Regions from separate parts of the Mus musculus genome. Here regions 1, 2, 3 and 4 are each linked to region 5. Evidence: chromatin loops called from intact Hi-C (ENCODE). Cell type or tissue: heart. All regions are shown on one strand. Region 1 overlaps Exoc6 (exocyst complex component 6). Region 2 overlaps Gm41842 (a long non-coding RNA gene). Region 3 has its middle 17 kb from the start of Gm41842. Region 4 has its middle 16 kb from the start of Gm32294. Region 5 holds the start of Hhex (hematopoietically expressed homeobox).

What was found. Hi-C counts contacts between places; a loop is a spot of excess contacts. Peaks named below come from ENCODE experiments on the same cell type or tissue, not always from the same donor. Only the 100,000 strongest peaks of a DNase experiment are listed, where the experiment ranks them.
Region 1: it touches region 5 in a loop (2.8-fold over the local background); 2 of 42 quality-filtered maps call a loop at or near these places.
Region 2: a loop joins it to region 5, with 3 times the contacts of the local background. A loop is called at or near these places in 3 of 42 quality-filtered maps.
Region 3: a loop joins it to region 5, with 3.0 times the contacts of the local background. A loop is called at or near these places in 5 of 42 quality-filtered maps.
Region 4: a loop joins it to region 5, with 3 times the contacts of the local background. A loop is called at or near these places in 19 of 42 quality-filtered maps.

Annotation. Positions count from the first base shown.
Region 1 is chr19:37,561,901-37,566,900 of GRCm38, reverse strand. All of the region lies in intron 1 of Exoc6 (exocyst complex component 6), which reads right to left. Among named protein-coding and RNA genes, the nearest start is that of Exoc6, 14 kb to the right of the region's middle. In heart, CTCF peaks have their summits at 929 (motif pointing left) and 2,952 (motif pointing right); no DNase peak of the experiment used is centred here.
Region 2 is chr19:37,540,957-37,545,956 of GRCm38, reverse strand. Gm41842 (a long non-coding RNA gene) reads left to right here. Exons shown (of 2, transcript XR_877841.1): 1 at 1-194; 2 at 332-853. It also overlaps a transcript of Exoc6 not described here. Among named protein-coding and RNA genes, the nearest start is that of Gm41842, 2.9 kb to the left of the region's middle. In heart, CTCF peaks have their summits at 1,774 and 2,332 (motif pointing right); a DNase peak (open chromatin) is centred at 1,896; H3K27me3 peaks cover 522 bases.
Region 3 is chr19:37,527,197-37,532,196 of GRCm38, reverse strand. No RefSeq gene overlaps it. Among named protein-coding and RNA genes, the nearest start is that of Gm41842, 17 kb to the left of the region's middle. In heart, CTCF peaks have their summits at 817 (motif pointing right) and 1,891 (motif pointing left); no DNase peak of the experiment used is centred here; H3K27me3 peaks cover 446 bases.
Region 4 is chr19:37,507,315-37,512,314 of GRCm38, reverse strand. No RefSeq gene overlaps it. Among named protein-coding and RNA genes, the nearest start is that of Gm32294, 16 kb to the right of the region's middle. In heart, a CTCF peak has its summit at 2,386 (motif pointing right); a DNase peak (open chromatin) is centred at 2,394; H3K27me3 peaks cover 723 bases.
Region 5 is chr19:37,432,346-37,437,345 of GRCm38, reverse strand. Hhex (hematopoietically expressed homeobox) reads right to left here and starts at 2,505. Exons shown (of 4, transcript NM_008245.3): 1 at 2,113-2,505; 2 at 1-157. The coding sequence starts at 2,476. In heart, a CTCF peak has its summit at 2,767; DNase peaks (open chromatin) are centred at 635, 1,625 and 2,615; H3K4me3 peaks cover 3,389 bases; H3K27ac peaks cover 1,905 bases; H3K27me3 peaks cover 3,403 bases.

The sequences.
Region 1 (5,000 bases), 130 kb before region 5:
TTTGTTTGTTTTTCAAGATAAGTGTTTCTCTGTGTTAACAGCCTTGGCTGTCCCAGAACTCTGTAGACCAGCCCGCCTCTGCCTCCTGAGTGCTGAGGTGTGCACCATCATGCTGGGCTCGAATTAAACTATTTTTAAAAGGTTGTTTCCCAGGATTGTTAATATCTACCGAGACGTTTAACCAAGCTCCTACAAACACACACATATTCATAAATATGACAGACTCAACAAGATAAAACCTGAGAGTGCTTATAGCCCGCAGCACTCCTCCACAGTCCCTAAAGGGCTGCCTTTTTAAAGGCAGCAGGCACCTTTGTTCAAAACACTTTTAGTGATTTGTTTTAATTGTATGTGTATCCATATTTGTTTGCATGTATGTTTGTGCACCATGTGAATACAGAATCCATGGCGTGCAGAAGTTATGAGATGCCATGCTAGGAACCGAAGCAAGGTCCCTGGGGGAGCAGCCAGTGCTCCTAACCTCTAGCCCACTAAGGTGGCACCTCAGTGCCCCACACGCACACAGTGACGTCAAGATAAGAGCCGGTCACCCTTTCAAATGCTTAACACAATGGGATCTTCTAGCAAGGTTCTATACGCTACACAGCAATTACACAGGTGCAAAACTCAAAATCTTAAAAATTCCTTGTGATTTGAAAGTAAACATGATTTTTTAAAGATTTTATTCCTGTGTTTTAATTTTAGCAAGTAGGGATGCACAAAAACACTCTCTTCCACGCAGTTCAGCTTTGTAAGCACGGACAGAACCCATTCTCTTCTGCATCTCACACACCAACGCCAAGCATTCAGGTCTAAGAGGTTCTGTAAATTGTGGTCTAGTATTATGGGGCTTTGGGGATTTAAACAAGGGAATTAGCTTTCAAAGATGCCTTTTTGAATTATTTGTATAGGACTCCACCTAGTGGTTTAAAATGAGAAAATTAACATCTAAAGGGTGAAGTAAAAATTAACGCTTTTATTACCAACCGTAATCTGATAAGCTGACCTGCGTCTGTGTTCTGATAGGTACCACAAGAAATACTTTACGATTTTATTTTGGTAAAGGAAAGGTGAAAAAAAGTTATGTTTTTACAGAAATGTAACAAAGGATTCATTTCTGGTAACAGTCATTTTTAATCATAAAGCACACAGTCTTGTAGCATTTTCAATATTTTTTTCTTTCACTGTGTTTTCATGATAAAGAATAAGTTCATCATACAATATCTAGGAAGAAAATAAAATGTACTGCCTCCCAAAACATAATTATTTTTCCCTAAAACACCATTTAAACATTTTGTAATAAGAAATATAATTGGCCAAAAAAAAAAAAAAAAAAGAAGAAGAAAGAAAGAAAGAAAGCCAGGTGTGGTGGTGGTGCACGCCTTTAATCCCAGCACTCCGGAGGCAGAGGCAGGCCTGGTCTACAGAGTGAGTTCCAGGACAGCCAAGGCTACACAGAGAAACCCTGTCTCGAAAAGAAAGAAAGAAAGAAAGAAAGAAAAGAAAGAAAGAAAAGAAAGAAAGAAAGAAAGAAAGAAAGAAAGAAAGAAAAGAAAGAAAGAAAGAAAGAAAGAAAGAAAGAAAGAAAGAAAGGAAGGAAGAAGGAAGAAAGAAGGAAGGAGGAAAGAAGGAGGAAGGAAGGAAGGAAGGAAGGAAGGAAGGAAGGAAGGAAGAAAGAAAGAAAGAAAGAAAGAAAGAAAGAAAGAAAGAAAGAAAGAAAGAAAGAGCAAGCTGGTCCAGGCCTAGGTCTGCAGTGTTATGCCAAAAGACACTACAGTGGCCACCACAAAACTTTAATTGCTTTCAAGAAAGAGAAAGGAGAAAGACTCACAAACGCTAAAAACTCAGAGAAACCCAGCCAGCATCTCTGGGCACTAGTGATCCTACCTTCAGCTTGTGGTGTCAAATCTTTCTAAAACCTTTTTGAGAAGAAATTTCGCAAACACATCTCTGGCAATACTTTAGGAGCCACTGACTTGAGGCCCGTGAGTCCCTTTTCTACCTCTTCAAATATCAGCCTCAAGGGCACACTCTGGCCAGGTCCTCGGCTCACACAGGAGGCTGAATCTGCATCTCTAGCAGTGAAGCCCGTCTCATGCCCTCCCTCCTCTCAGGGTGAGCGGCTTGCTACCTTCTAGCCAGTTCTTCTGATGCCAAATCAAGCTTCGTCTCCAGCATACCATTCTTAGTATATTTCTAATATACACTTAATATTTCATATTCATGAAATTGCTTATCATTTATCTTTAAGTAATCTCAAGTTTAAATTTAATTCTTAGATTCCGAATACCACTCTTATTGCTATCATAAGTTTTCATCCTTGGCTATTAAGGATTGAGAATAATTCAGTCTCTTCAGAAGCACTTCAGAATCCACCTGAGACCTGGAGCTGCAGCCAGAGATGGGCCTGTAAACCTCAAGTCTTTTCCAGGCTCTGGGTTTTCAGGGACAACTATGTAAACACCAATGAGGTAAATAAAGCTTTATTTAAAAATAGTGAAGAAGAGGCCATGTAGGAGAAAGGCTCTTTATTTAGTGTTTTTTTTTTTAAAGAAAAAAAAATCACATGATCTGGAATTATTTTCTTTTAAACAAATATCAGATCCCATCTAACTTAAATTAGCAAGACATTTGCTTAAGAAACTACTTAATTCAGGGGGAAGATTCCATTACAAAGATGCTTTATCCTACATATGCCTCAATATAGCTTACATTTCTTTCCAGCTTCAGCTCAAGACAGCTCCTTCGGCATTTTACACTAGATAACTCTCCAATCATGCAACTTTGACAAGCCTTCCACACAAAGTCTATACTATCTTTTTCACTCGAAAACCACATCAACTTTGTTTAGTGTATTTTTATCTTCTCAGATACTTGAGAAATGATGAGGTCTTCCACCTTTATATTCAATTCAGAAGTGTGAGGATATAAAAAGAGTTAGTCACCAGAGGGCGCTCTTCACCACCAGGTGAACCAGCAATCTAACAACTGCCTCAAAGTACATCAATCGAACAGTCTAATTGACCTCTGAGAAGTATAAAAGCAAAATAAAAATAAGATTTCTCTTTTGTTTTTGTTTGTTTGTTTGTTTATTTGTTTGTTTGTTTTGCTGACATAGGGTCTCTCTGTGTAATTCTCGCTGTCCTGGACCAGGCTTACCTTGAATTCATACAGATCTGCCTGCCTCTGCCTCCCAAGTGCTAAGATGCCTGGCTAGATTTTTCTTTTTAAAGCTATTTTTATCTTGTTACTTATTACTTTAAAATTAGCATTTACGTGGTGAGACAGAACTATAAACACAACAAAAATTCTCCCAACTCAAGCTTCTATAAGAGTGGCCAGCCCTGCACAGGAGACAACTCTGTCTGTTACCCGCTACCTGACATTTAATTGCCATATGGTACTGAAAGAACACACACACACACAAACACTTTATCAAATATTACATTATAGTCACTATTTGACTTTAAAATAAATGTATAAAAAGTATGTGTATTATATATATATATCACAGGCTGATAAAAATCAGCACTGACTTTAATTAGATGAATTGAATATCAAACTGTGCTTCGTTTTTCTAGATCGGCACTAAATACCTACAAATAGATTACTTGATAATTTATTCATGGTGTGTGTGGATGATGCTAAAGACATGGGTTAGTAAAACAACTGAAGCTTTCTAACAGAGGTATGAACTGTTTCACCTACTTCATCTTTCTGTATTTACCGTGATGTATGTATGTTATGTATGTATGTATGTGTGTGCACATGCACCTGTGCCATGGTGCACACACAGAGAACAGTTTGAAGGAGCTTGCTCTCCTTCTACCATATGGATTCCAGGGATTGAACTCAGGTCAGCAGGCTTAGCAGCAAGCCCCTTTACCAGCTGAGCCATCTCATCAGCCAATTTGTACAATGACATTAAAAAAAAAAAAAAAACTGGGAAGCACCACCTGACAATCTAGAGATAAGTCCCTAAAGCCAAATTAAAATGGGAAGACTATGTGGAAACATGATGCTGATTTTGCAAGCTTTCCCCCCAAACCATCTATAATAATGAACTGCTAAAAATTAATATAACAACAATAACACAAGTAAAGGTTAAGGTATCCTGAAATTGGCTGGACAGTCAAATACTAATGAGGTATTCTCTGGCTGCAAAGTAATTGGGAGTTTCTAAGAACTTTGTGGGAGGAGCTATAGAAACACAAGATCCAACTTCTTTTGTTAATCCTGGAAAAGATTTCTAGTTTATAAAACACGTACGTATTCTTTGTATGTTTGCCTGGGAAACAGTTTATCTAATTTGCTACATACACATGCTCTTAAAAGGCTTTATAAGGAAGCTAGTAACAAAGCTCAGAGGTTAGGAGCCCTTGTTGCTCTTACAGAGCTCCCGGCACCCACACAGTGGCTTAAACCCATCCATAACTCCAGTCCCAGGCCCTTTTCTGAATTTTGTGGCACCAAGCATGCATGCGGTGCACAAACATACATGCAGACAAAACACACATAAATCTAATAAAATAAATGTAATGCTTTATAAGATAATGGCTACCTGATTCCTCACGTTCGTTTGAAATTTGAAATATTCAAAAATGTTTCTCCAGGCGTGGTGGTGCATGCCTTTAATCCCAGCACTTAGGAGGCAGAGGCAGGCGGATTTCTGAGTTTGAGGCCAGCCTGGTCTACACAGTGAGTTCCAGGACAGCCAGGGCTACGTGGAGAAACCCTGTCTCGAAAAACAAAAACAAAACAAACAAACAAACAAAAATGTTTCTATTAACAGAGCTAACATACCCCACCCCACTGTAAGGTAAGAAGGGGATTGAGCCACTGGTCTTGCCCGTCTGCAGCACCAGAGCAGGAAACACATTGTGAGACTTATCTGGCTTGCCTGGGCTCCCTGAAGAAGCAAGGTCCAAAAAAATGAAGGGATACTTTCTTAAATTTCTGATGTTGAATTTTATTTGCCTGTGTTCCTCGGTGTGAAGTTC
Region 2 (5,000 bases), 110 kb before region 5:
ATTTTTTCACCAACATTGGAGCGCAAACCTAGGACGTCATACAACTATCTTTTTTCCTGTGAGTAATGAACCTGAGAGTCTAGTTACAGCTACAGACCTGAGTTGTCTAGCAACGATACCTCTGAGCTACATCCTCAGCCCACTATCTTATCTGCACATTTTAATACAAAAAGGTGGGGAGTGGGGAGTATGAGGTAAGTGGTTTCATCAGTCTGCTTTGAGAAAGGGAATGGGGGTGGTAGGACACATGGGCAGATTTCGAATATATACTTAAGGTTTTTTTGGGCAATGGATATTAACTGCCAGAGACTCACCCAAAATCTCTCCCCAGGAAAGTGAAAGATAAATCAAGAAGATACAATAAGAAGACTGTCAGGACAAGAACTCCTTCTCTGTCCAGCTTGAAACTAACCCGAAGAGTACAAGTTTGACTTGGAAAACCTGTAGTCATCAATAACTTACACTTTAACCTCTAGACTCTGAAGCAATAGCCAGGCTCAAGAAAACATAGCCTTTGGGAGGAGAATGCAGAAAGCAGGTGACCTAGCCTGGAGCTTTTACTGCTTTGGGGTCAAATTCCAAGTCACCTCTTCCTACACGTTCTGCTTCAGGGAGGTCTTAACTAGTTTAAGCCTCAGTTTGTTCAGGTGTGGATCGGGTACAATAAGGCTCCCTAGCTCACCAAACTGTGTGTGGATTAGAGATGGTGTATGTATAAAGTATAGTTATATGTAAACTTACAGTTCTATCAACATTGGCACGGAAGACTAAAATTACCAGGTATTTTTCAGTAAACTGTATAGGGCAACAATTTAACTTCCTCTTTGATAAAATAAAACTAAAAAGCAAGCCACAATTGTCCTTCTTTTCTAAGCACTGCTACAATAACATGGGTGGGCATCGGGGCTCCCAGGATCTGGAGCCTTGACATTTTTCTGAAAGCTCCCTTGGTGGAAACCTCATGAAATCTGTTTCCTGCTATCACAGAGAAGGAAAATGGAATACGTCTTTGTTTTAAACTCATGGTTCAGAACCCCTTCAGCAGTCCCTCTGGATCTAGCATTAGGGAGGCTCACATCTCGTCCTGTCCTCAGGGTCTGTGCCCACCCTGTGAGACACATACTGTGGTGGTGAACAACAAATCAAGACATCTACCTCCACTTCTAGGCAATGTTCTTAACTCGGGCACTCGGTCAACACTCACTGGCAAAGCAGGGCCTTGCATGCCCTCGATATCTGCTACGCGAGCAATGCAGCTACATCCAGGTAAACCTTAATGCTGTCAAAACCTGTTCTACCAGGCTAGGTATATTTCTGCTCCCGGACTCCGCCCGCACCCTCCATCCCTTCCTGCTGTGAAGAACCCTTTAATAGACACAGGATCTTAATGCTCTCGAGATGTGCTAATCTTATTCAGTTTCTTCTAAAAGATATGTGATTCTAGAACTGTAACAAAAAGAAGTAAACCCTACAAAAGAAGCGTTCCGGCCCGGTGTGGTGGCGCATGCCTTTAATCCCAGCACTCGGGAGGCAGAAGCAGGCAGATTTCTGAGTTCAAGGGCAGCCTGGTCTACAGAATGAGTTCCAGGACAACCAGAGCTACACAGAGAAACCCTTGAAAAGGAAAGAGAAGGAAAGGAAAGGAAAGGAAAGGAAAGGAAAGGAAAGGAAAGGAAAGGAAAGGAAAGGAAAGGAAAGGAAAGGAAAGAAGAAGCAGCGTTCCTGCCCACCAGCCAGTCCCAAGGGTCCACTTTTTTAGTGCAGTGACCCCAAGTGACCATGCCTTGTAAGTACAAGAGAGAAAACAAAGCGGGAGGCAGGGTGGATCCCTGTTGCGAACCCTTACACAGGAACCCACGTTCCCATTAAACTCAGGACCCCACTGTGGAGAACAATCGCAGGAAATTTTGGTATTGCGGCCAAATACAATCAGGTTTTCATGAAATATGAGCCAGTTCTCGAAGGAGTTCAAAAGTAATCAGCCCTAAGTTTGATTCATTCATCAGCTGTTTTTATTGCGTTGGTTTTGTTGTTATCGTTGTGGTTTCTGCACTGCTGGGCAAGTGCTTGGCTGGAGCCTCATCTCCAGCCAAAGAGCAACGAGTGGCTTTAGATCACTCCAGTCAAGGAGCCTGGACTTTGCCAAGGTACTGAAAAAGCAGTAAGCCCCGCCCCCCTCTCTCTCTCCGTCCTGCTCCCTCTCTCTCTCCTCTTCTCTTCTTTCCCTTCCCTTTTAAACCACGTTTTAAAATGTTACATGTGTAGGTGTTTTGCCTGAAGAATGTCTGTTCACCAAGTGTGTGACTGCTGCTCCCCAAAGAGGCCAGAAGAGGGCATCAGATCCCCTGAAATTGAACTCAGATTGTTGAGAGTTACCAGCTCATTGAACCTGGGGTTTCTGTAGGAGCAGCTAGTGCTCCTAGCCACTGAGCCATCTTTCCAGCGCCCCTTCCTTCTTGACATTTGTTTATTTACTTACTTACTGCAGTTCTATGTTTGAACCCATGGTCACAAATACAAGTACCCAATCACTGAGCTGGATCTCGGGTTTGTTTGTTTAAGAGAGAAGACCCCATTTTCCCAGGTTGGTCTTGAACTTATTCCTTGGATTGCAGGCATCCGGTCACCACATGCAGCCTTACTCAGTGCTGGGAGTAGAGCACGTGGCTTCACGCATGCTGGGTAACTCTACCAACCAAGTTATACCCCTATGGCTTTTTGTTTGTTTGTTTGTTTGTTTGTTTGTTTTTGTTTTTGTTTTTCGAGACAGGGTTTCTCTGTATACCCCTGGCTGTCCTGGAACTAACTTTGTAGACCAAACTGGCCTTGAACTCAGAAATCCGCCTGCCTCTGTCTCCCAAGTGCTGGGATTTAAGGCATGCGCCACCACCGCCTGGCTTGACTTTTTTTTTTTTTTCCTGAACAGTATGCTTACACCCATAAAACGCAGCACAATATACAACTCCGATTAGAGAATAAGTGGAGGTTATAGTGTTGCCCTAAATATTAAGTATTAGTGAATATGATTTTTAAAAGAGATATCTCTCTCCCTTGAATGTTATGCAACCAAATTAAACTTTCATAACGACAAGCCTCTGAGTGCTGGGATGCTCCACTATAAATGAAACAATTTCTTTTGTTTCCTTCTTCCTTCCTTCCTTTCTTTCTTTCTTTCTTTCTTTCTTTCTTTCTTTCTTTCTTTCTTTCTTATGTAGTGTGTATAAGTGCTTGATCTGCATGTCTGTCTGTGTACCATGAGCATGCTTGCTACCCGTAGAGGCCAGAAGATGGCATCAGATCCCATGAGACTAGACTTACAAATGACATAGGTGCTGGGAATCAAACCTGGGTCCTTTGGGAGAGCAGCCAGTGCTCTTAACCTCTGAGCCATCTCTCCAGCTCAGCAACTCCTTTTAAAATACTACAGAGCTGGAAGACAGCTCCGTGGCTGGGTGCTTGCTCTTCCAGAAGAACTGAGATCAGGTCCCCAGCACCCACATTGGGCAGCTCACAAACTGCCTGTAAATCCAGCTCGCTCTCCAGTGCCCGATACCTGCGTTTGGTCTCTGTGGGTACCCACACACATGTGCTATATGCAGATGCACACGTGTACACATTAAAAAAATAAAAATAAATCTTAAAAAAATACAAACTTCAGAAACACAAGGAAGCCAAATATATCTGTGGCTTTCTGAGCCTGAAAATGAGCTATTTAAAGAGATTTTCATAAGGTTCTATGGTCAATGCCAGTGTTGAAGGTACCCCACCTCATAACTAAAATGTTTTAACTACAAAATTCTTTTTTAAAAATCTCATGACTTTGGGCTGGAAAGATAGCTTGTTCAAAGGTTAAGAGCACTTGTTCTCATCCCATATACAGTCACCAAACTCTGACACTATTGTGGATGCTAAGAGATGCTTGCTGACAGGAGCCTGATATAGCTGTCTCCTGGGAGGCCCTGCCAGAGCCTGACAAATACAGAGGCGGATGCTTGCAGTCAACCATTGCACTGAGTGCAGGGTCCCCAATGGAGGAGCTAGAGAAAGGACTGAAGGAGCTCAAGGGGTTTGCAGCCCCATCGGAAGAACAACAATATCAACCAACCAGACCTCCCAGAGCTCCCAGGGACTAAGCCACCAACCATGGACAGTACACATGGCTCCAGCTGCATATGTAGCAGAAAATGGCCTTGTCAGGAATCAATGGGAGGAGAGGTTCTTGGTCTTATGAAGGCTCGATAGATGCCCCACGTAGGGGAATCGAGGGTGAAGAGGCGGGAGTGGATGGGTGGGTGGAGGTGCACCCTCATAGAAACAGGAGGAGGGGGGGATAGGATAAGGGGTTTCCGGGAGGTAGGGAAACCAGGTAAGGGGGTAACACTTGAAATGTAATTAAATTTTAAAAAATAAATTAATTTTAAAAGAAGAAAAAAGAGCACTTGTTCTTGCAGAGAACCTGGGTCTCGTTCCCAGTACCTACATAGCTGCTCACAACTACTGTCCATGACTCCAGTTCTGGGGGCTATGATGCTCTCTGACCTCTGCAGGTACCAGGAATGTACTTAGTACACAGACAAACATGCAAACAAAATACTCAGACACGTAAAAAGCTAAATAAACGGATCTTTGAAACTTATTTTTAGGACTGGAGAGATGGCTCGGCCTTTAAGAGCAGTGATTGCTCTTCCAGAGGTTCTGAGTTCAAATCCCAGTAACCACATGGTGGCTCACAACCATCTGTAATAAGATCTGATGCCCTCTTCTGGTGTGTCTGAAGACAGCTACAGTGTACTCACAGGAATAAAGTTTTAAAAATAAATCTTTAAAACTTATTTTTTAAATGTTCATGGTTTAATATTTCCCAACTAATCAGAGCTTCAAGATGTTGTTTTTGTTTACTGTGACTCTAAATTACATATTAAAATAAAGCATATATGTTACACAGTTATTATATATACATATATAGTATATATGTATATATTATGATATATAAAACTAAG
Region 3 (5,000 bases), 95 kb before region 5:
AATAGTTAAAAGCTGCATTGTACTGATATGATTTCAACATTAGGAGATCTTTCAAGATATTAACTGGGTTTTTAAAAACCTGCAGACATTATATTACTTTTAGGAGATATGGTTCATTATTTATTTGGCTTGGTGTTTGGAAGTCTGTTCTTTAGCAAAGAGCTATGGCATAAATCTATGGGTTCCCACAGAGCCATTATATCTTTTTCTATCATCAGCATATAATATTTCACTACAAGAGGTTTGTGATGGTTCGATGGATCTGTTTTCTCAATTTGTTATATGCCTACAGTCCTTTTAAAAAATAAAATACTTCAAAAATATCCCATAGTACCTCAAAACCGCATACACTTGGGTTAAAATAAATGTCTAGATGGTAAGAATTTTGCAAAATCATCTCCTGAATTTCTGACACCATGCCTCAGATTTTTCTGTTCATAAAAATCACAGATGGCACAGCATTTCTCTGAATATTCTCGTGATCCTGATAGTTCAGCCAAGCTGGTTCTTGGAACAGGCTATGGTTTTGTTGTCCCTGTGCCTTTATATATGCAGCTTCCTTTGTCTAGCTCCCCTTTCCCAAACAGCTTTTCTTATTTATAATGTGGGCACCCTAACAGCAAAGCGCCTTCCTCTCACAGTGGTGAGGGTGACTCGACCTTCAAGCATTTAATTAGAAATGCATCTAGGAGAGGGTTAGACGTTTAAGAGTCGGTGCTAACTGGTACTACTTCTCATCATTTTTTAAAGGGGGAGGGTTGCTTTTATCCATGTGCCTCTGTGAGTGTGTGCTGGGAGTGTTGGGATGCCTGAGGAGGCCAGCAGAGGGCGCATTGTGTTCCCTGGAACTAGAGGGTGCTAGAGTTTGTAAACCACCAGAAATGGGTGCTAGAAACAACTTGGATCCTTCTAGAATAGAAGAAAGTTCTCTTATCCACTGAGTCCAGCCCCTTACTCATCTTACGAGACTGTTAAAGCCTCTTGTTCTACAGAGAAATTGGTTGCCATCTTCCCTAGTCGGCTCTTTCAATACTTCTTCAGGTTCAGAGAACATCGAGGGATATTTGGTATGCAGCAGGCACACAGTGAGCAATCGCTGGGTGGAAGACTGAGCGGGAATAGTCAATCAGCACTGACTCAAAACGAACACGAGGGATGTTTGCTCCTCAATTAAATAGGTAATTTTTTTCTAATCTGACAATAACTTTTCAAAATGTCAGTATTAATAATGATTATTCTTTTTGTCTATTTCCGTGAAGATCTGGGTTTCTTTAAAAGAAGACTCAGGGCTAAAGAGATGGATTGGTGTTTAAGAGCACTTACTGCAGCCTACAGTGGTAGCACATGCCTTTAATCTCAGTACTCCAGAGGCAGGCGGATTTTTGTGAGTTCAAGGCCAACCTGATCTACAGAGGAAGTTCCAGGAGAGCCAGGGCTGTTACACAGAGAAACCATGTCTCATGATGGAAAACAAAGAGCACTTACTGCTCTTACAGAAGACCAGGACCAGCGTTGAGTTACTGGTACCCATATCATATGACTCATAACCACCTATAGCCCCAGCTCCAGAGGATCTTCTTATGAACACACACACACACACACATACACACACACACACACACACACACACACACACACACACACACACCTTTTTAAGAGACAGCTCAAATCTTTTCTACAATAGCCTTCCCTCAGTCTGAATTCTCAGTGGAAGAAATTGCTGGAGTAGAAATAGCTTCACCAAATAAATACTCAAGCTCTATATAGCTTCAATTTATTTTAGGATCTTCTCATTGAAAAATTTCAAGCCGGACTTGGTGGTCTCCTCCACTTTTGAATTCGCCAATACACACTGCCAAGTCTGTGGTCACAGAGCTTGGTTACAGCACCACCTAGTGGTCATCTTTCAGCACTTAAAGAACTTTAAAATTTTTTCTTTTTAATTTGAGAATTTCATACATGCGTAGAATGCAGCGTCTCTTAACCCTGCTAATGCTGAGACCCTTCAATACAGTTACCTCATGTTGTGGTGACCCTTAACCATTTTTTTAACTGATTCTTTGAGAATTTCACATCATGTACCCCAAGCCTACTCATCTCCCATCCCTTTGTATCCATCCGCCCATAATTCATTGTTATGAATTAATGTAGATATCTGTGTTTTCCAATGGTCTCAGGTGACCTCAAAGGGGTCGCGACCCATAGGTTGAGAACCACTGGTATAATGTGTTTTGCTCAAATCCATTCTTGAATTCCTCCCCTATCCTCACTTCCACTATTCCCTCCTAAATTCATGTTCTCTGAGTCCACATAGTGCATCCAATATGTGCCTAAAGCCATCTACTACAGCTAAAGCAGCCAGCCTCTCAGGGCTACCCTGAAAGAAACTGACTCTCCCAGCAGCCTTAGCTGCTTAGCCCGGGGCGGGCTCAGCATACTCCCAAAACTAGCTCCTGTTCTTAATAAAGTTTCATCTTGCTCATATATTTGGCTATTTTATGCATATGAGTGTTTTGCTCGTGTGCATGTCTGTGTACCACACGAGTGTCTGGTGTGCGAGAAAGTCAAAAGAGAGCTTTGGCTCCCTAGGGAAGGAAATTACAGATCGTTGCTGGCAGCCATGTGGGTGCTGGGAATCAAACCAGGGTCTTCTGCAAGAGCAACAAGTGCTCTTGGCTGCGGAGCCATCTCTCTGGGCGTATGTATTTATATTGAGAACGCATCTCTTGTATCTCAGAGTGGCAGAACTTGCTATGAAGCCAAGAGTAGCCTGGATTTTGGAGAATCCTTCTGCCTCAGGCTCCCATCGCTAGGATTAATGACATGCCTCGCTGTAGGCCACTCATCCTATTGTTTACAATTGCCTTGGTAAAATATCACTGGAAATCACATTAGACCTTTCTAGTTTTTTAAGTAATGGCTCTCTGAATCATTTAGTCTCTGTTAGATCTCCTCCACCGAGCTGGGAATTAAGAACGTGCAACAAGACCTATAATAACACGAAGTGCCAAAGACTCCCTTCCTTCCACAAGATCAGAGGGACCCCTGCTTGGAGGCCACAGCTCAGGACACCTGCTTCTTTGGGCCATTTGCCCAGGGCCATGGAACCCCTCCTTTTATACACGTTCTTCTAAACAATCCTTCTCTTTCCCATTTTTTGAAACCAAACAATTCCATCGAAAATAGTTTCAAGCACCGAATCAGGAAATAGTACTAAACAAACGGAAATGTTTTCCTTTTAATACTAAAGGCATTTGTTTACATTTAGAAATCGTTTCCATCCAAAGCCTTTTACTGAAAAGAAGTCCAAGCCATCAATCAAAAGGAGACTTTTATAGATAAGAAATAAGCCCTGACCTAACAATTGTATTGAACACCAGCAGCTCTTCTTGGCGGTTTTGCTGAGTCATTTTTCAGGAAACGGGCTGCCCAGGGAGATTTCTTCAGAAGAAACAATCAACACTATTTTCATATTAATAACCTGCAGTTGCCTTATTGTTCTCAAAACTTTTGTTAATAAACGTTTTCCTGCTGGGTGGGAAAAAAAAAACATTAATCAAAAGACAAAGCCTCATCAGGTTTATTTTTATGTATTTGGAATTCTTTTCTTCCGTAAGTGACACTGAATATAATTAAATATGAGTTACTTAATTGTAAAATATCCTCACTCAGAGAGTATAACATGGGGAATTTTTTTGGACTTTTTTTTTTTTACAGTAGTCTTGTTACCATTTATCTACAATCCCACCCTGAACTTTAAATGTACATGTGTTTATACTTATATCTACCTTTAGGTAGGTAGATAGATAGATATTATATGTGCTATATGCGGTAACATAGTATACAATACAAAACATAACATTCCTTAGAGTGACTATAAACTACCATTTTGAGTTCCCGTTTCCTTCAAGAGAGCAGCCATGTTTGTAGTCCTTAGTCTATAGCTCCTTCTACCCCCATTGCTTTTCATTTGTGGGGATGTTACAGGACTTTTGATGGCTGTACATAGAAAATCTTTTTTTCGTGGTGGCGCACGCCTTTAATCTCAGCACTCGGGAGGCAGAGGCAGGCGGATTTCTGAGTTCGAGGCCAGCCTGGTCTACAAAGTGAGTTCCAGGACAGCCAGGACTACACAGAGAAACCCTGTCTTGAAAAACTAAAAAAAAAAAAAAGAAAAAAAAAAAGAAAGAAAAAGAAAATCTTTTTTGTTAGCCAAGTATAAAAGCATAAGTAGATAATGCCTTTGTCAGATGCACTCAGGTGTGTCCTGTAGAGGTGCAGTTTGGGTGTGCCTCTAAAAGCCTCCTTAGATAAGAATGCTAAAGAATGGAAAGCTCTTGCCTATTTCAAGGCAAGTTGCTTGGAAGAGGTCTTATGGTCTTCTCAAGCCACCCCACCATAAAGGTGAAACTGTTCTGCCCCTACTGACACCACCGCCATGACAGTGACATGGTTCAGTCTGCCAGGGGGGCGGGGCGTACAGACGTCTTTTTATAAGCAATTGGACTTTTGATAGAGCCTTAACTATTTCTGCTTGGAAGAGCCTTTATGGAAGGAGGTAAAGGGTAGGTACTTTCTTCGTTTGGGGCTTGCAGGAGCAACAGAGAAGCAGTTGGCAGGACACAGGTACAACAGCAGTATTCTAGGAAAGAGCGCTCAGGAGCCCTCCTGGGTTTGGAGGAGCTCAAGAGAGAGGAAGGCTAGCTCTGTAGAACGACAAAGAAAGAGATTTCTAAAGAGCTAGTAGGGTAGTTGTAGAATCAGGCTTGTAAATAGATATTTTGTATATAATTGAAAAAATAAATTTCCCCTCACTGCACCAGCAGGTTTTCACCTCTGTTCACACCTCTCATGTCTTTATTGGTATAAATGCCGGCTCATTTAAATGGTTACGTGGGAATTTATTTTTTGCTTTTTGTTTTACTTTGTTTCATTTCTAATGTTGTGACGGGGTTTCCTGTAACCCAGAACGACCTCAAACCTGTTGTAGAGCTGGGGAT
Region 4 (5,000 bases), 75 kb before region 5:
GGATATGGATAGTCTTATACATATAAAAGCAGGGAACCAGATCTCAGGACATGACAATGATAGCAGTAGCTGCTTCTAGGGGGAGAGTAAGGCAAGGTGGTTGGTTGTCTTAGTTAGGGGTTGTACTGCTGAGAACAGACACCATGACCAAGGTGGGATCATGGCAGCGTCCAGGCAGGTGTGGTGCAGGAGGAGCTGCGAGTTCTACAATTTCATCTGAAGGCTATTAGGAGAAGACTGGCTCTCATGTAATTAGGAGGAGGGTCTTAAAGCCCATGCCCATAATGACACACTTCCTCCACTAAGGCCACACCCACTCCACCAAGACCACACCTCCTAATAGTGGCACTTCCTGGGCCAAGCATATTCAAACCACCACAGGGTTCAAAGGGGCTTCTAATGTGTTCCCTGCTGGCTAGTTTTCATAGCACTGCTTGCTATATGGACTGCTGGGGGAGATGCCCTCAGTGGTATCCAGCAGCAAATCCTGAATACTACAATACAGACGTTCCGGGCAGGAGGTATTACTGGTAAAATAGTGGTATGACTGTTAATAGGGACAACCAACCCACTTGGGATTGACTTGAGGCCTGCTCTACTAGAGGGAGTTCATGCCTGGAACGGTAAACTTAATCAAAAGCCCACATGTGGGAAGGTCATAGGCCCTAAGGGCACCTTCCTCGGTTGTTTTACAGAACGGGCCCTTTCTCAAACTGCTTCTAAATACTTTTGATCCCGTATATTAGTACTGCTCTCAATCTAGGCCAGAGAAACTTCTCCAACAGAGGCCTGCAAACTTGCCCTTCAATAGCCCTAGGGAAGGCCAGCACACATTCCTGCCCTCCTCTTCCTCAATTTAGCACCAAGAAAGACAGGCACTCAACGGCTCAATTTAAATGACTTTTCCCCCCCATGTTATCTATTCTGAATACAGTATTCACTTCTTAAAAACAAAAAAGCAAACAAACAAACAAAAAAAAAAAAACCAACTCTGATTTGGATTTCTGTCCCTTGTTCTCTTTTAAAGTTAACACCTCGTTCTCGGAACTCCACAAACTCCCAGAAGCCTCCTCTCCGGGCCTGCCCTCCTCTCCGCTATCTTATTAGGTTCTCTGCAAACGCTTCCTAGAAAACCATCTCCTACAACACTGGTGATTTGGATATCAAACCATTTCCTCTTGTGCTCTGATTTCATTTTCAAGTTCTCAGTTCTAGGCTGTTCGGGGGCTCTGACTTGTTCCAAAAAAAGAAAGTGAAATGATCAGAGCAAGCCAGTCCTTGATTGCAAAAGTTCTGGAAACTCCTGGCCTCGGAGCGATCGGTTCCTAAAAGCAAATTGTTCCTCAAATTTTTAATAGATAAATGAAAATAAATAAATATAAATAAATAAATTAGCCAGACTCTCCTCTACTTTCTTTTTTGTTGTTTTTGTTTTGTTTTGTTTGTTTGTTTTGTGTTGTTTTTTGGGGGTTTTTTGGTTTGTTTGTTTTTTGGTTTTTGGGTTTTTTTTGTTTGTTTGTTTGGTTGGTTTTTCTGAGACAGGGTTTCTCTGTGTAGCCCTGACTGTCCTGGAACTCACTCTGTAGACCAGGCTGGCCTTGAACTCAGAAATCTGCCTGCCTCTGCCTCGAGAGGGCTGGGATTAAAGGCGTGCGCCACCACGGCCCAGCTCTCCTCTACTTTCTTAAAACAACAACAAAAACAAAACAAACAAACAAACAAAACCCTTTTTTTTTCTCTTTGATTTTCTTAATATCCTAAACAATGAACTTTAATAAACAAAAGAGGTGACAGAACCTAATATTTATTTACTGTGTGCCTGATACAAACTAAGCACTGTACCAACATTCAGCATTTAATAGTTTTAATGATAACTCCTGAGCCCTGCTTTGGGGACACCAGCAGTTCAGGCTCTTATGTTTGTAGTTTTTGTTGTTGTTGTTTTCATGTTTTGTTTTTTTTTTCCTGTGTGTACCCAGGTTCCCCATACCCAGTTTTGAATATTCACACCCCAACTCTCTAATCTTTTTGCTAACACCTTGTAGTTTGGCCCTTGATTATTTCGCTCAGTGATTAGCGCCTCTACAATAAGTGTTAATCTCTCTTTTAAAATACCTCAAAGCTCTTGTCTACCCTTTCCTAAATGTTGCTGCCCCAGTCAGGGTATTCCAGAGAGGCTATCCCTATTGTGAGCCCTATCAACAAAGGCATTTCCCTTGTACACGATCGGCTCGGGGAAAGCCTGTTTCAAATCTTGTGGCTCAGTTAAAATTTAGTATTCCACTTCCAGGTCGCACCCACAACATACTGCAGATTCCTATTATGGGTAGCTTGTTACTGCTGAAGGCACAGACTGATGCAGCAAGAGTAGCAAGTCGACCTCTAGAGGGCGCCCTCGGCAGTTGCATCCGGGAAGAGTGGCTCCAAGTCTGAGCGAGCCGAGATAGCACCCTGAGGGGGTTCAGTGGCACTAGTGTAGGAGCTGGAGCCTACTCTACAGCAGCCAGAGCAGCTGCCAAAGCTCTGCCGACCAGTGTGAGAGCACCACCAGCACTCTGTATCCAGTTTTCTCCTATAGTGTTCATGAACTGGTATATGAACGAAGTTGGTCTCTAAAGGCCGTCTAGAACAACGGTTCTCAACCCGAGGGTCGCACCGGGGTCACCTAAGACTACTGGGAAAGCACAAATATTTACATTACGACTCATAACAGTAGCAAAATTACAGTTATGAACTAGCAACAAAAAATAGTTTTATGGTTGGGGATTACCACAACATGAGGAACTGGATTCAAGGGTCGCAGCATTAGGAAGGTTGAGAACCACTGATCTAGTGGGGAGCCCTTAGCAAGCACCCCGCATGAGGAAGGACTAGCAGGAGAAGTTAAGTTTTCCTTTTATATTGAAGAGAGTGGCTTTCATCTTCCGTGGCAGGTGGTCAGTTTTCATTTGGACCATGGAAGTTCTAACACTTAGTTTCCAACAAAGGTTGTTTTTCCCCGTCTGCCCCACCTCTACATCAGACTTCTGGGGGGACTTATCTCCTTATAAAAAGTACTCAAATTTTATCATTTGTGTCATTATTGCAACTAACTTTATTATTTCTCTTTACAGCACACACCTTTAAGGTGCGATCTACTTTTGTATCAGCATGCGTCCCACTCACCCACTCTTTGGTATCCATACAGCAAACATTCCCAACCCATTTTACAGGTCAAAAAGTGGAGGTCCAAAGAGACTGAAATTACACAGCCATGTACTGAGTGAAGTTAAGAATTTAAGATTGAGCCGGGCATGGTGGCACAAGCCTTTAATCCCAGCACTCGGGAGGCAGAGGCAGGTGGATTTCTGAGTTCGAGGTCAGCCTGGTCTACAGAGTGAGTTCCAGGACAGCCAGGGCTATACAGAGAAACCCTGTCTCGAAAAATCAAAAAACATAAATAAATAAATAAATAAATAAATGAATTTAAGATCACTGAGCGTGGTGTAGTAGTACACCCCTTTAATTCTAGCACCCAGGAGGCAGAGGCAGGGGTTCAAGACCAGCCTACTCTACACAGAGACTTTCTGTCTGAAAACCAAAAGATAAATAAATTAATAATAATAATAAATACAATAATTTAATGGTACATTGTTCAACTTCCACAACTAAGAGCATATCACCAGCTCCTTTGGGTCTCCTCCTGTGCCGTCATAATTGGTGTGAGCCAATTCATAGCAGCAGAAAAAGAACTAGAAACAACCAGCACGTATCACTGCTGCATGGGGCTAGGAGAGCGTGCATCTGTCCATTGTCAAGACAAATGGGACAGGGAACCCCAGAACCAGACATAGTAGTTGTAACCAGTTGTGAGTCATGGAACTGGAGCAGAGAAGCAAGAATTCCAAAGATAGAGTCAGGGACAACCATGGAAGGACATGTCGTTTTGATATTCTTCACCCTCATGTTCACCTAGACCAGGTAGACCTGGACCAATGAACCCTGAGATAGTAAGTATGTGATATCAAGCCAGGTTTTAGGAGGAAGCTACAGGGGCAAAGTCAGCTCCATTTGCTCCAGCTTTTAACTAGTGAGAACTGATGAGCAAGCTTTCTGAAGAACTGAAACAGAAAGAGAAAGGCTTATTTAAAAGGAATGTGTGATTGAGCTTTGTGGCTCCTGCCTTTCATCCCAGCATCCCACGAGGCAGAGGTACAGTCATCCTGTGAGTTTGAAGCCAATCTGGGCTATGTAATGCATGCATTCCAGGCCAGCTGTGGTTGTATAGTAAGATCCTGTCTCAATGCAGACTGTAATTGGATTGTGTTGATGTACCTATAAGAAGGAGAAGAGGTATCAGAGAGCTGTCTGGCAGAGAATAAGGTATTTGAAGCAAGAAAGCACAAAAAGACGCCAAGTCAGGAGCCAGTGAGTCCCTCCCTGGCTTTGGACTTTTAGCTTCTAAAACTGTGAGAAAATCAATTCTGTTAATTTGGACTCCCTGCCTGTAGTTTTTCTCATACTCTCTAAAGCAGACTAACAGCCACCTGTAAGCCTCAGATCCTTTATCTGAAAAACTGGGACAGTAATGTTACCCTTGCCGTAGTGTTGAGGACATTAAATGAAACTCTGTGTGTGTGTGTGTGTGTGTGTGTGTGTAGTGTTTAGAAAGATGACAGTCATACAATAAGAGCTAATTAATAGGATCTGTGTAATAAAATTATGGCATGAGATGATGTAAGAACTCTTGACATAGCCGGGTGGTGGTGGCACATACCTTTAATCCCAGCACTAAGGAGGCAGAGGCAGGCAGATTTCTGAGTTCGAGGCCAGCCTGGTCTACAAAGTGAGTTCCAGGGCAGCCAGGACTACACAGAGAAACCCTGTCTCAAAAAAACCAAAAAAAAAGAAAAGAAAAGAAAAGAAAAAAAAAGAAGAACTTTTGACATAACACCTACTGCTGGTTAATAAATGATAGTATCAACATTATCATAAAATTTTAGATAATTTTAATTCAATAA
Region 5 (5,000 bases):
ATCTTGGCCAGACGCTTTCTCTCGGGTGGGGAGAGGTATTTCTGAGTCTCGAACTTCTTCTCCAGCTCGACGGTCTGGTCGTTGGAGAACCTCACTTGACCGCCTTTCCTTTTGTGCAGAGGTCGCTGGAGGAAGGGGCTCCAGAGCAAGGGCTTGCCTGTGGGCCAGAAGAGCTGTGGTTAACCAAGGCCCCGGCACCCTCTGAACAGTTCCCAGATCTACCTGGTCCCAAGTGACACGATCCAGAACGCAACCATGTTCCTATCACATACATGCTCAGGTTAATGGATGTTTCCACACTCCTCACCAATGCACACAAAGTCAGATTAGCCGTTCTACCACCCAGACCAGCTCTGGATACTCAAGACACGGCACTACCCGCCCAGCACACCTGTGGCTAAATGCAAACAAATCTTTTCAACCCCCAAGAACCCCTGCTGGCCTTAAACCTTATCTTATTTAACCGAACCGACTCTTCTGTATGCACTAACTTTTGCAAAAGACTCAGGGTGCGCTCTTTATGAGAGCACTTCCCAAGGCCTGCTGGGCGCACAGAAGCGCTCACAGGGCGCGGGTGTTAGGCCTCGAGTGGGGCCTCCAAAGTGGCTGGAGAGCGCCCGGGCCTCCTCTGATTTCACACTCGGCCTGCGGGGGCGGCCAGTTAAAGCCACCCCGTGGGCTATGGCAACATTTCCGTCAATGTGTTTCCTGTTGGTCTGTCTCAAAAAAAAAAAAAAAAAAAAAAAAAAATTTGCTTCCTTCTGCTCAGGCCTAGCAGAAACCCAAGGAAACCAGGGCGAGCTATGTGAAAACGTTGTACCCTCCTGCCCCAGAGGGTACAGAGTTGCGGCCGGTCACACTCATGTTCTGCACGCTGAAAAATTTAAATACAAATTTTATGTACAAAATTATAACACTCACACCCCAAATCCCTGTAGCGGTGAGAAGAGAGGAGCGCTGGAGGCGGCTCTTAATAATTCTGGCATTAAAATGCCAATTCATTAAAATGTTAATTGTCTCCCAGGTCCCCAGTTAAGCTGCCAAACTGTTGACTTTAAACTCTGGAGCCCCCTCTTATTCACTCTAGACCCCACTGGTTCAGAGGCTGAGGCCCTGAACCCGGTCACCATCGCGTATTTATTCTTAGGAATGTTGTGAGGACAAGCCTCGAAAATCCCAAATTGCCAACGTGTAGCCCTTAGTATTTGTTCGGGGTCTGCACTTTCCTTCTCCAAATTGATGGTGGTGCGTCTGTCCGTCCGTCCGTCCCTATGTCCACAGACCTACACCTAAACATTTTGAAAGTTGGCATTGTTTTTTTTTCCCCCCGAGATTTTGCTTGCGTCAGGCTTCAGACTTGGTGCAAAACAGCCTCCAAAGATGGGGGTGGGGGGTGGCGGGAGAGGCAGAGAGGAAGCAACTGGTTATTTTAGCTGCCATAAAGTCACATCCCACACAGAGGAAATGAACAATATCAGAAAAACGGATCCTGGCTATCAGACGTCGAGTGTTTCCTGAATTTGTCTGTATTGAGGATGTCGATAAAATAATCAGCAGCGTGCACTACTCCGGGGGAAGGGTCTGCTTCATGCAGCCAGGAAAACACTTAACAGCTTCAGAAACCAGATTTACTCCTATCGAGAACTCAAGATTTCCTGTATGAACGGAAAGGGTCAGGCTCCTTCACTGCACAAGCTTGTTGAACCAAGCCCAGCCCAGGAACCGCCCGGGCAGGCAGCTCTCCCTGCCCTGCAGGGGCCAGGCTCAGGGCGCCCCGACGTCCTCTTCTCCGGGCCGCTCGCTAAGGGAGTCCCCCACCCACCCCGGGGCGACACGCGTGGCCAGGGCCGCCCTCCTCCACCTCCCCGGGAGCCCCAGGTCTCTCCCGACTACGCTTGCCCCGACGTCTGCAAGGTGCAGGAAAAGCAATCTGAGTCGCCGAGCTTCCCAGTACCGGGGCCCCGCATGCACCCGCGAGCCGCTCGCTCCGAGAGCTCGCCGCAACTTTTCCACTGCGCTTCCCGTCCGTCCGCCCCTGCCGCCTCCCGCGCGCTGCCACCCGCCGGGAGCGCCTTCCTCACGGACGCCCTCACTCGGCCCCGGCCGCCTTACCCAGGGGGTCGTGGCGGAGTAGGGCGTGCGTGTAGTCGTTCACCGTCCGCGGGAACGGGTACAGAGGGCCTCCGAAGCCACTGGGGCCGTAGGCGGCGGCCAGCGCGGCGGCCGGGTGGTGCGAGAAGGCGGGGTGGACCGGCGTGGGCTCGTACACCGGGGTCCGGTAGGAGGACACGAGGCTGGTGAAGGAGGAGTTGGGGGACGGCAGCGTGGGAGTGGGCGTGGGGGCGGCGGGCCCGCGACCCAAGATGTCGTCGATGTAGAAGGGCGTCGGGTGAGCGGGCTGCAGCAGCGGCGTGGGCGCATACAGCGGGACTCCCACGGCGGGCGCAGCCGCGGGCCCCGGGTGCGGGAACTGCATGGCCGCTCCGCAGCCCCTCGCAGAGAGCTGCCGGCCGGCGGCGCCGCGCTACATTTATTTGCGCTCTGCGCTCCAGGCGATAGGCTCGGGCAGCCGCGGGGTGGGGCCGCGCTCGGTCCCCTTCCTGCCGCCAGGCCCTGCGGCCAATGGCGCTGGCTTCAGATTCGCCTCCGCCCCCCACTAACCCCCGCGCCGATCCGCCCCCACCGGCCCAGCTCCCGCCCCCGAGACGCACGGGCTGTGGGGCTCCGGGGACCCTCCGCCAGGGTGTTCCTGCGCCGCAGGCGCCCCCAGAGGTTCCAGGCACCTAGCGAGCGACTGCGACCGTCGAAGAGGAGGTCACAAGACGTGCGCCGCGGGGCGCGGATCCTGACGGGATGGCGCCACTGCTGAAACTCGGGCAGCCTCTGGAACCTGGAGAAGCGATGGGACTCTGCGGGCCAGGAGGCCGCCGGCAGGATGGCACCTTCGGGCGGCCAGAAGGCTGCGCTTCTTGGGGTAACGGTGGCACTGTCTAGAACGGGGGACCTCCGCAGCTCGGCGCTCCAAGGAGAAGACCCAAGCCGTTGGCTGCGTCCTAGTCCCAGACGGGTACTGACAGCGAGGCTGCAGGTGTTCCAGACCTATTTGAGGACCCCCTAGCTCGGCCACCTCCCTGGATGCTAACGGAATCTGCTCCAGACCGGTATCAAGATAGAACCTTAATCGTATGGCGCAGGACAGAGGCTATGCAGTGTTCTTCGATCCAATGGGGGTGGGAGGTGCTCCTGGACCTCTGTCCCCAGGCCCTGAAGGACACAGCTGCGCTTAGCCGGCCTCTGAGGTTTTACACGTGTTTTCTATTCAAAGCCGTGGTGCGCTGCTCAGTGTGGCCTCAGCTCTGTGCGGCTTCACTCGCCTCTGGGGCAAAGGGGCATTTTCTTGATTGACGCCCTCCTGGGGTGACCACACCTTGAGTTGGGCAGTTTCTGCTAAGGACTTCTATTAGTAGAAAAACTCCCTGGCTTTTTTTTTTCAACTGAGATATTTAGTTTTATCCTTTGGAATTAATCTTCAGCTGCAGTGGGACTGAAGGCGAAATAGCCAGAGGACCTGGGTCCGAGTTTCACTTCACACCTTATTTTCTTGAGCAACTACTGTGTGTCATTAGCAAACGAGAGAGGCAGTCTCTGCCCTGGTGGAAGCAGGAAACGAACACAGTCACATCTACTAGGGAGAAATCGTGTGTAAGGGTCGAAACCTTAAGGAGCTCCAGCCCCTCCTTTCGGGTAAAGGAGAGAGTCACTTTGAAAAAGGAAAAGTCTTCCCAAAGGAAATAATGTTTGAAAGATAGGTAGGTGTCAAGGAGCCTAGGGTGTGAGTGACTCCAAGTCAGAAGAGCACTTGAGTTGAGTCTGTCAGTTTATTGCCCTGGGCTTTTCTCACCTGTCCCGTTTGGGACTTGACATAAAGGTTCCTAACTGCTTGGGGATGGAGTCACGGACATCTTTCAGAATAATGACAGACAAAAGCCGTTAATTAGCACAAACAAACCAGTGAGTGTGAAGCGCCGCTATTAGAATTAAAACCTTGGGGGCTGGTAAGGCTATATCTCCGTGTGTTCACCCTGTTATGTGAACCATAAAAAGGAGAACAAGTTTAACTAACTTCGGGCAGGGCTGGAAAGAGAGTAGACTTCTGAATACCTGGAGAACTGAACCTTGGGAGGTTTCTTTCTGGTGAGCGCAAAGACATCTTGGCCAGACAACAGACTGCTTGAAGGGGCTTCCGGTGGGCAAACTCCGGGTTATTTAAGCCTTGAAAAATACATCATCGAGGAGGTGCTAGCCTGGCAACCTGAGCTTCGATCCAGGGAAGACATGGTGGAAGGAAGAACCGATTCCACAGTTGTCCTCTGCCCTCTGTCTGCTTGCTGTGTCGCATTACACACAATAGCGAAGTTGAAAAAATACGTAGTAAACTATGCTATTTCTAAGTCCATTGAACTCAAGTGAAATAAAGAAGTGGTGGGTGGGAAAACTGGGAGAATGCCAGAACAAATATAAAACATTTGGGACCAGTGAGGTGGCGCAGCCTATGGGAGATTGTCTCCCTTAATGCTGGAAACAAGGACTCAAGTTCAAGCTTCCGACCCCACATGAGAGAGGGGGAGGGGAGAAAGAGGTGGAGAGACTTGCCCTGTAGCACCATGGCTGCTGGAGTGCCCAAAACACACATCAAACACAATGAGATACTTTTTTTTTTTTTTGGTTTTTCGAGACAGGGTTTCTCTGTATAGCCCTAGCTGTCCTGGAACTCACTTTGTAGACCAGGCTGGCCTCGAACTCAGAAATCCACCTGCCTCTGCCTCCCAAGTGCTGGGATTAAAGGCGTGCGCCACCACGCCCGGCGAGATACTTTTTAAAGATTGATTTATTTTATGTATGTGAGTACACTGTAGCTGTACAGATGAGCCTTCATGTGGTTGTTGGGGATTTTTAGGATCTCTGCTCCCTCTGGTCAACTCTGCTCACTCAGTCCCTGC